Linked DNA regions of Homo sapiens: region 2 is linked to region 1. Evidence: chromatin loops called from intact Hi-C (ENCODE). Cell type or tissue: B cell. All regions are shown on one strand. Each heading gives the region's core, and the rest is flanking DNA. Links, peaks and the distances in the headings are about the cores only. Region 1 holds the start of RPS3A (ribosomal protein S3A). Region 2 overlaps TMEM154 (transmembrane protein 154).

Evidence for each region. Peaks named below come from ENCODE experiments on the same cell type or tissue, not always from the same donor. Only the 100,000 strongest peaks of a DNase experiment are listed, where the experiment ranks them.
Region 2: it touches region 1 in a loop (14-fold over the local background); 3 of 110 quality-filtered maps call a loop at or near these places.

The regions. Positions count from the first base shown.
Region 1 is chr4:151,096,896-151,102,274 of GRCh38, forward strand. RPS3A (ribosomal protein S3A) reads left to right here and starts at 2,733. Exons shown (of 6, transcript NM_001006.5): 1 at 2,733-2,819; 2 at 3,590-3,693; 3 at 4,080-4,267. The coding sequence starts at 2,758. It overlaps SNORD73B (small nucleolar RNA, C/D box U73B), which reads left to right and starts at 5,162; the gene lies at 5,162-5,236. RefSeq lists enhancers at 1,643-1,712, 1,990-3,189, 2,488-3,072, 2,493-3,052, 3,073-3,656. In B cell, for the core only: a CTCF peak has its summit at 2,565; DNase peaks (open chromatin) are centred at 1,586 and 2,586; H3K4me3 peaks cover 2,385 bases; H3K27ac peaks cover 3,649 bases.
Region 2 is chr4:152,660,724-152,666,102 of GRCh38, forward strand. All of the region lies in intron 1 of TMEM154 (transmembrane protein 154), which reads right to left. Among named protein-coding and RNA genes, the nearest start is that of TMEM154, 17 kb to the right of the region's middle. RefSeq lists enhancers at 200-249, 2,871-2,940, 3,031-3,110 and a silencer at 5,206-5,265. In B cell, for the core only: no CTCF peak of the experiment used is centred there; DNase peaks (open chromatin) are centred at 2,588 and 3,208; H3K4me3 peaks cover 3,134 bases; H3K27ac peaks cover 5,000 bases.

The sequences.
Region 1 (5,379 bases), core at 79-5,078:
ACCACCACACCTGACTCATTTTTGTATTTTTTGTAGAGACAGCGTTTTTTGCCATGTTGTCCAGGCTGGTCTCCAACTCTTGAGCTCAAAAGATTCACTCGTCTCAGCCTCCCAAAATGCTGAGGCGTGAACCACCGTGCCTGGCCTGTTCCATTTTATTCTATCTGAAAATATTAAATGATGGTTGAGACCCAATAAACTAATTTCACACCCCCTAACTTTTATTCAACACAATTACATTAAAACTGCTGATTGCACCATTTAATGTAAAGGGTCAGAAAAATATTAATAGAAAATTTTTAAAGCTTTTACTACAAAACAAAGTTGAGGATTGAAATACAGACCTCTGACAAATCCCTTAGGTGCTGGTGCTGCTAAAATAAATTAGATGCAGCTGACTTCATTAAGGTCTCTCCCTGTGGCTTTCACTCTTGGGCAGAAAGAGGAATCAGACCAGGAAGAAGGTAAGTTTGGTTTTTATGCTGGAGTAGGCAGACTGGGGGCCCATAATATATACATATACATACATATATATATATATATATATATTTTTTTTTTTTAGATGGAGTTTCACTCTGTCCAGCCCAGGCTGGAGTGCAGTGGTGTGATTTCGGCTCACTGCAGCCTCCACTTCCCAGGTTCAAGCGATTCTCGTACCTCAGCCTCCCGAGTAGCTGAGACTACAGGTGTGCACTACCACGCCCAGCTAATTTTTGTATTTTTAGTAGAGACGGGGTTTCACCATGTTGTCCAGGCTGGTCTCGAACTCCTGGCCTCAAGTGATCCATCTGCCTTGGCCTCCCAAAGTGCTGGGGATCCTCCTACCTCAGCCTTCCGAGTAGTTGGGACTACAGGCATGAGCTATCAAGCCGGGCTAATTTTTTTTTATTTTTAGTTGAGATTAGGTCTTGTAATGTTGCCCAGGCTGGTATCAAACTCCTGAGCTCAAGAAAACCTCCTGCCTTGGCCTCTTAAAGTGCTGAGATTACAGGCATGAGCCACCACCTGGCCAAATTAACCATCTTAATCATCTTTTTAAAAAAGAGATGGGGTCTCACTATGTTGCCCAGGCTGGAGTCCTACTCCTAGCCTCAAGTGATCCTCCTGCCTCTGCCTTCCGAATACCTGGAACTAGCGGCCTGAGACACCTGGCAGGGCTACCTTAACCTTTTTTAAGTGTAGAGTTCAGTAGTGTTAAGTACATTCATACTATTATGAAACTAAGACTTTGAATTTATCCTCCAGGCAACTGAGATTTATGGAATTACTGAAAGATTTCAGGACCCTACTAGAGGTTTAGGAAGGTTGTCTTGGGGGGTGGGTGTAGTGGGAGGTAGGGGATGGAGGCTAGCAGGACTGGAAGGGATTGTAAGTTTAAAAGCTTGCAGGGGGCCTTGTAAGTAAGGGTTGGTTTTGGCTTGGTCACAGGGTTTTCTGCCAGAGGGGAAGTTAGAGAAGGGAACTCAACACACCACTGGCTGAGTACCAAGCCTGTATGGGCCAGATGCTTTCCGAGGGCTGCACACTTGAGCTAGCCAGCCACACCTTGCCAGGATGTGCTCTGTTAACCCCTACAGTTAAAAAAAATGGGGGAGGCGGGTTTGGATTAGTTGCAAAAATGGAAACATTTGGAGATCTCACTTTTTTTTTTTTGACGCAGTTTCACTCTTGTTGGCCAGGCAATGGCGCGATCTCGGCTCACTGCAACTTCCGCCTCCTGAGCTCAGATTCTCGTGCCTCAGCCTCCCGAGTAGCTGGGATTACAGGCACCCACCCGGCTAATTTTTTGTATGTTTAGTAGAGACGGGGTTTCACTATGTTGGCCAGGCTGGTCTCGAACTCCTGAGCTCAGGCGATCCGCCCGCCTCAGCCTCCCAAAGTGCTGGGATTACAGGCGTGAGCCACCGCGCCCGGCCAACGCCCTGCTAATTTTATCATTTTCTTGTAAAGACGGGGTCTGGCTGTGTGGCCCAGGCTAGTCTCCAATTCCTGGCTTCAGTTGATTCCCCTGCCTCAGCCTCTTAAAGTGCTGGGATTACAGGTGTGAGCCAACGAGTTCGGTCTCACTCTATTTTAAAAAAACCTTTTAATCAATATATAACAGACATATAGAAAAGGACACAAATAAGCGTAGAGCTTAGTGAATGTTCACAAAGCAACAACACCTGAGATGAACCAGCATCCACATCAACAAGCAGAACGTCGCTAGCATCTCTGGAGTGATGCTCATTTAGCCCTATGAAACCTCATGAAGCCGACCGTTTTATCACCCCCATATTACGCATGAGGAAACAAGCGTGGAGAGGTCGGTCTCAAGCAAAGCCCTGTTGAAACCGGCATTTGAATCAGATCCGCTGACTGACTCCAAAGCCAATGCTCTCAAAAAGCAGGTTTGGGGGTTAGACGGTGAGTTCAGCTTTGAACGATGTTGAGTGGGCGTCTCGTTTTACAGAAACTTACTTCCCGACGTCACAGCCACAGAAACCACAGGTAACCAGACGCCTGCACGTCAGGCCACCGACGCCTTGGTCTACACAGCGCAGCCTCCAGTGAGCCCGCGGCATGCCGCGCGGCCTCCCCACACACGATGGCGATGTCGCAACCACAGTAGAAAGAGTGGCGCTCTCTACTGTCCCGGAATTCTTGAGGCCGGAAGAATAACAGGGCAAAGGTCACGTAGACGGCGCGCCCCGCCCCCGTACGCCTAAGTTCTCGCGCGACTCCCACTTCCGCCCTTTTGGCTCTCTGACCAGCACCATGGCGGTTGGCAAGAACAAGCGCCTTACGAAAGGCGGCAAAAAGGGAGCCAAGAAGAAAGTGTAAGTCGCGACTGTCGTGGCGTCTTGCTTTTTGGGGGTCTGCTGGAATCGGCGGGCTGGTCCTAGATCGCGGCGTAGGCCGGATGGCGAGGATTCCAGTCGGATTGTGCGGGCCGTGGCGGGTTGGTGCACCCAGGAACGCGGCCTGGAGGGTCGGTGTTGAGTAGCGGCAGGTCGGCTGCCTTTCCCAGGCCTTCTGGTCCTTGCGCGCGTCGCGTTTGAGCCGGCTTGCCGGCGCGACTCGGCTGGAATGTTAGTTTTGTGGGCTCACGAGCTGCCTCAATTCTGCGAGTGTTTGATGGCACTGCGACAGCAGGAGTTGAGGAAAGCACCCTTCTATCCATTCAGGACCCGTCAATCTCGCCTTTGCTTGGTCCCGCTGGAATCTGCGAGCTCCTGCTAAGCTTTGGGGCCATGCAGTCTCTTAGTTACCAGTACATGCCATTACGTGCCAGCAAAGTTAATGAGATTGCATGTTACTCGTGCCTGTGTAGTGGAAGGACCGATGCATGTTATTCTAAGTGCCTGTGTAGTGGATGGACCGATGAGGGTGGGAAGTGGACATAACCTTTCAAAGTCTGATGCATGCAGTGAAACGTACAGTGGGAAGAGCTAGATTTATGTTTGTTCCCCTCACCTCACTGTGAGATATACTTTGGTATCAAATTGCCGGTTAGCTTTTTAAAATATTAATGGGAAATACCATTAACAGTGAAAAATACAGTAAGAATTGATCTGCAATGGAACTTAAGCATCTTCTTAAAATCCAGGGTTGATCCATTTTCTAAGAAAGATTGGTATGATGTGAAAGCACCTGCTATGTTCAATATAAGAAATATTGGAAAGACGCTCGTCACCAGGACCCAAGGAACCAGTAAGTAGCTTATTCTTGGTTTGTATTTTCCTTAAGTTGGCGCTTGTATATTGTAGCAGGCATCTTGGTCTGTTGTTGGTCCTGTGGTGGGAGACTTTAAGGAAATGTCAGCTCTTGGTTGCAGCCTTGGCACCTGTGGTGATCATTTTTAGTACAGCACTTGGAGAGAAGCAAGATGGTGCTTTTTGAATTAAGAAAATGTGCCATGGGTAGTTCTGAGCTTCAAATAAGTACTGTTGATAAGTCACTGGTGTCTGGATAGATTTGATAACAAAGGTTAAGGTCTTTATAATTTACCATTAACTTAATTTCTACCCTCAGTTTACAGGCTTGACTTTGCTTATATGGTTCCTAAATGTTAAGATACTTGTTTTTTTCTTTTGTAGAAATTGCATCTGATGGTCTCAAGGGTCGTGTGTTTGAAGTGAGTCTTGCTGATTTGCAGAATGATGAAGTTGCATTTAGAAAATTCAAGCTGATTACTGAAGATGTTCAGGGTAAAAACTGCCTGACTAACTTCCATGGCATGGATCTTACCCGTGACAAAATGTGTTCCATGGTCAAAAAATGGCAGGTGAGACCCAAAGTTCCTTAGAGTGGTTGTGCTATGGGTGTTTGACCAAGGATAGCATGGTTTGATGACTGGAAGGAGCAAGTTCATTTTATTTATTTATTGAGACCAGTGAAATGTCCACAAAGTTCATTTTAAATTTTTGTTTTCTTGCCGTTGTTGAGTGCTAACTCTGGGGTTGCCACACCATATTTTACTTACTATTTAAATCTAAGATTTAATAGTGGTGTATCATCAAAGTCAGATTTTCTTGCTGCATAGATTAGTGGTTTTTTGAGGAACGTTTAGGTGCAGGTGGGCGGTTTTGCCTGTCTTAAGGATGTTTTTTGACCTCAGAATTGAGTGAATGTTGATTAACTGTGGCAGTAGAGCATAATTGTGGCAGAGCCTCTGGAGTGAGGTTAAAATCTGGGCTCCATTTGCCTATTGTGTTCTCGTTGGAAAGTAACTTGTTTTCTAAGCCTCGGTTTCTTTATTTGTAAAGTGCAGATAAGAGTGTCATTTTATTGAATTGTGAGGATGAAATGAAAATATTTCAGATGTGTCTGGCTAACTATCCAGTTGGAATATTTTGTGGGAGTTTTTTGTTTTTGGGAGATTGAGTCTCTTATCGTCCGGGCTGGAGTGCAGTGGCGCCATCTCTGCTCACTGCAACCTCCTCCTCCTGGGTTCAAGGGATTCTCATGCCTCAGCCTCCCAAGTAGCTGGGATTACAGGCACCCGCCACCACGCCCAGCTAATTTTTGTATTTTTAGTAGAGACAGGGTTTCACCATATTGGCCAGGCTGGTCTCGAACTCCTGACTTCAAGTGATCTGCCCGCCTCAGCCTCTCAAAGTGCTGGGATTACAGGTGTGAGCCACTGCACCTGGCACAGTTCGAATATTTTGTATGTGGGAATGAATGATGACAAAATGTTTCAGTCCCAAATGATACATACTGATTATACCATTATATTTATCCTGACATTCCTCTAAGGCTTTATGGTTTACATTTCTAGAAATATTTTAAGGTCCCTTAGCTGTAAATTGTATTTGATTAGTTTTTTTTTATACTAAGGTATAAAATTTACAAAATGCAAACAAGGTAAATCAGTTTTCATCACTACCCAAGATG
Region 2 (5,379 bases), core at 220-5,219, 1.6 Mb after region 1:
AGAGGGAACCTCCTGCTCCCATTCCTCCGCCTATACTAGGAGGTGGCTTTCTGGCACAAGGCAGGACAGAGGAAAGGGTTCCCAGAAACCTCGGCTTTACTGGGGCTCTTGCTAAGGCTCCTCAGCTCAGATGCGTTGCCAGAAAAGCTGCCCAGAAGGACAGGGTCTTTTCAGCACCTCTCTGAGGAAGGTGAATGAAGTCCCTAGAAGAACACTTTGCATCTTAGTCACCATTTGACCCGTGGCCCCGGGAAAAGAGAAAATAGGAAAGGAAACAAGCTAACAAGAATAATGGGGACATCTAGACAATCGGGAATAAAAGAGAAACGGAAAGAAGCATACCAGATGGTCCTGGCCTGTGTACATTTACTTTTCAGCGTGAGACAACGCTGTTCACAGGTGGCCCTTGGTGGAACGGTGGAGTTAAAGAGGCTGAAAGTTCTCTCTGCAATGTCCCCCTCCCACATGCCCTCACATATGTTTTCTGCATTAAGCATCATTTGCTCTCTCAGATTCTCTAGTGGCTATTTAAATAAATGAGAATCAAGGGATTGTTCTCTTTCTCTCTCTCTCTCTCTCTCTCTCTCTCTCTCTCTCTCTCTCTCTCTCTCTCTCTCTCCCCCCAACTCTATGATAGCTTCAAAATAATAAATTACAGTAACTGGGATGTATTGAATGCTTAGTATGTGCTAGCTGCTAGGATACACATGTGCTATCTAATTCGATCTTCACAACTTTATTGCCCACATTTTACAGATGAAGAAACTGAATCTTGAATGTCTTGCCCTTGCCCTGGGGTGCAATCCTGTCATTTATATTGTTAATTTCTACTGAGTTTTGAAGGTGCATTTCCTCAAGCATAGGTGACAAATAACAGATGAGGGTCTGGTCATAGCTCTGCCACTTTGTACTTATAGAATTTGGACAAATTACTTTTCTCTTGATGACTTAATGCTCTAATCTGTACAACTAAGGAGTGATCCCCAAGGTCCCATCTATTTCCACATCTCTGTTGATTCCAAAGTGTTCTACCTTGTTTTTAAGTAGTTTTTGAATAGGTAATCTGCACATGGTACTCAGTTCAGAAAGGAAGTTTCGCTACCACCCTTTCCCCAAGTTACTCAGTTTCCTTGCCCAGAAGTAACCACCGTTTCTGCTCCTTTGAGAGAAACTCTATGCATATACAAGTATAAGTATTGTTTCCTGTTTTCTCTTTTTGACACAAATGGTAGCACAATTTATATACTTTCTGCCCCTTGCTTTTTTCACTTAAAATTTTATCTTGAAGATCATTCCATGACTGTATAGAGAGCTTTTTTCCCCATTGTTTGAATGTATTATAATCTTTTCCTATTGACAGAGATTTAGGTTCTGTTGTGTTTCCAACAATACTGCAATAAACCTCTCTGCTCATCCTTCAGTTTGCACACAGGCAAGCAAGTTCTACAGTGTATCTAAAAATGGGGAGAGCATGAGAGGGTGTTAGGTGCAGGGTAAGAGGGGACAGCATCAAACTACTCTTGGTGGTCTGATCAGAAAAATTCTCTAAGACAACCCTAGTACTCCAGTTTCCACATAATGAGAATTGACAGAAACTAAGGGAAGAACCAGGTGTGCAGGGAGTCTGGGATGTCAAAGGGAGGAAAGTTGAAAACACTGGGGATCAGCTCCAAGAGTTTGTGCAAGGAGGAATCAAATGTCATCAAAAGGTGAGCTGGCAAACAAAGATGAGCCATAGAATCAGATCAGCAGCCAGGAGTGGATTGCCAAGGTGACAAGGTAAGAGTTAGGAAGAAAATCAGAAGTGTACACCAACAAGGTGGAAACCAGAGGAGGTGCCAAAGGCCACAAAAGTATGGATGCGGAGGGCAGCTCAAGGGATTTCCCCCAAAACATGACAGGTGTCCCTCCCATGGCCTATGGGTTAACAGCCACTCTTAATGCAGTGGACATGGGGCCCCCTAAAACCACTGTGTTTAAAGAAACACTGACTAAGGCCCATAATCGTCCATGGAGATTTCCTGCGGGCGGCATCCTGGGCTTCTTGGGTGAAAGTGACCTTTTACAACTTTGGGAGTCCAGCCACTGTGGAGGAAGGCAGAACTCTCTTTCAGGAAATAAGTCTGGAGGTGAACCCTCCAGAACACACAGGGGTACTTCCCTGTGCTGCGCTCCAGGACTCCAAGGACATAACCATAGCATCGTGGAAGGAAGACAGGATTTGAATTCAGAAGAGCTAGGCTTGAGACTGGCTGCTGCCCTCTGCACCCTTGGGGCCTGGGAAGAATTCCCTCCCTCTCTAATTCTCCATTTCCTAAAAGCCAAAAAAGTAGGCCTTCTGCTCTGTCTAGCCCATAGTGTTCATATGAAAGTAAATGAAATAAGAACTGTTAAAATGCTTTAGGAGCCATAAAGCACCATACACGGGCCAGGTATTTGTGTCTTTGTTATTTTCTTCATCCATCACCTGTTCTCTTTCCCCCATCTCTGTACTTGCCTGTTTCTCTGCTGTTCCCCAGAAGGTTAATCTGCCTGGTATAACTTCCTCATTTTACTGCTACTTTACTTCCTTATCTAAATTTGGGCATATTTCAGGGTAAAAGAGGTGGGGCTAGAGGTAAAACTAGCAAAGCTACAGAAGACAGAAATAGGACACAGGGTTAGAGGGCAAAGAGAGAGGCATTAACAAGCAAAAGAATAGAAAAGAAGAAATAAGGAACACAACAGGTTAGAAGCAGAAAGGTGTGTGAAGGTCAGTCTTGCGTGGCTTCATGCCCTGCATGGGACCAAACTCCCAGATCACTGGGTGTGAGGGCCGAGGCTGGTAGCCTCATAAGCTGCAGATTTGGCAGAAGCCCCTGCTGTTAGGTGGCCAAGTCACAGTCATCTCAAGTGACCGCAACACAAACTCTCCCAGGAAGTCTCTCTCCGTTTCACCAGTTCTCTTTCTCTCTGGTCAGATAATGTAGCATTTTAAAGAGATAATGGAAGTGGTCAGTCATGTGAATGATGAAACTAAGCTGCAATACTTCACTTTATTGTTTATCCAAAAATCTTAAGATCACTTGATAATAAACTGCACAGTGTACAGAGTCACTTACAAATACTTATTGACAATATTCACGCAGACACATCTGGGATTCATCTTTCACACATCTGGTGAGGATGTATGGGGAAATCCTTGTAAATGGGAAGAAATGTTTGAGGTAACGCCTGGCAGCCCCAACAGCTGGGCAGCACAGTGTCCCCATTATCCCTGCTCAGGGCATTATCACTAAATGGAAATGACTCTGCTTCTCCAGGAAGCAAACTAGCTAACTTCTCTTTTTCTGAAAGTGAAACAAATGTGCAACCAACACATACGTGCACTGTTTACAATAGCAAAGACATGGAACCAACCCAAATGCCCATCAATGATAGACTGGATAAAGAAAATGTGGTACATATACACCGTGGAATACTATGCAACCATAAAAAAGAATGAGATCAGGCCCTTTGCAAGGACATGGATGAAACTGGAAGCCATCATTCGCAGCAAACTAACACAGGAACAGAAAACCAAACACCACATGTTCTCACTCATAAGTGGGAGTTGAACAATGACAATACATGGACACAGGGAGGGGAACAACACACACTGGGGCCTGTCGTGGCGGGGGGGTACAAGGGGAGGGAGAGCATTAGGACAAATACCTAATACATGCAGGGCTTAAAACCTATATGATGGGTTGATAGGTGTAGCAAACCGCCATGGCACACATATACCTATGTAACAAACCTGCACACTGGAATTTAAAGTAAAATTTTTTTAAAGCTTAATTAATAAACACAAAAATATGTTATAAAACTGCAACCAAGCTCTAGCTTTTAAAGTTAGAAGAAGAAAGTATTATAAACTTACTGAAAGACTGTCACATTAGTAATACAATGTGAAATAAAACAATGACAAGAGAATGCTACTAAACTCAGGATGTCATGAAGTATGTTGGACCACAGTCAGATGCCCCATTCTTTCATTTGTCAATTATGTGAACTCCATGTGCAAATTATTTAAACAATTTTATAGTTAAGATGGTAAAATGAAAGAAAACATGTCAGATGTCAAGCCCTCAAACTCTTCCCTGCGTTGTGGAGTAACTGACATGTTTGAATTTCAGGATGATCAAGAAATCACACCCAAAAGCCTGACTCCTTTTCATTCTCCTGTATATAATGAAGAGCCTGATTAGCATTAGAAGAAGGAGAGAAAAACAAACCAGGAAGTCTTCCAGTGGTTCTCAGCCTAGTCTGCCCATAGAATCACTGAGGCATCTTTCAATAACCTGATGCCCACACCATACCCCAAACTCAGTTACATCAAAATACCTGAGGGTGCAGCTTCTAGGGAGAACGAAGCAGGAGGATCACTTGAGTCCAGTCCAAGGCTGAATGAGCTATGATCACACCAGTGCACTCTAGCCTGGGTAATCGAGCAAGACCCTGTTCTAAATATCGATCAATCTAAATATTTAGGGGTAGAACCCAGGTCTCAATAATTTTTACAGTTCTCCTTGTGGCTCCAGGACGCAGCTGAAGTTGTGTCTCACTTCTCTAGACCCTGCCCACTTCTGGCCTCCCCTGAGCCACACCAGATCATTCCCTGTCTTGTTCTCTATGGTCCTCGGTGAATTTGAGAAAAATTAGAGGTCAAGGAGTTGGATGCCAAAGGCTTGCCTAGCAGCTGCCAACTCTATCACCAGAATACAATAGCTTAAAAATCATCACTGAAGTCTCAAGAACCTGGAAGAGTCTAGCTAGGATATGAGAGAGGGCTGTGACAATCACACCTTCCTGAATAAGCCTGAATTAGAGAGATGCATGCCAGGGTTTAAACCCTGCATATCCAGAAAATGTTATGGCTAATAGAAGAGCTATCAGCAATAGCTTTAATTGGTGCTTTAAGACAGCGGTCCTCAAACCTTAGTGTGTATTGGAAACACCTACAGCCCTTCTTAAAACACAGATTGTTGGGCGTAGTCTTACAGTTTCTGATGTAATAGGTCTGGGAGGGGGCCCAAGAATTTGCTTTTTTTTTTTTTTTTTGAGACAGGGTCTCACTTGGTTGCCCAGCCTGGAGTGCAGTGGTATGAACATGGCTCACTGCAGCCTTGCACTCCTGGGCTCAAGCAAACCTCCCACCTCAGCCCACCAAGTAGGTGGGACTACAGACGTGCGCCACCACGCCTGACTAATTTTTGCATTTTCTGTAGAAACAGGGAGTCTCACTTTGTTACCCAGGCTGGTCTCCAACTACTGGGCTCAAGCGATCCTGCTTCAGCCTCCCAAAGTGCCAGGATTACAGGCATGAGCCACCAAGTCCTACCAGAATTTGCATTTTCA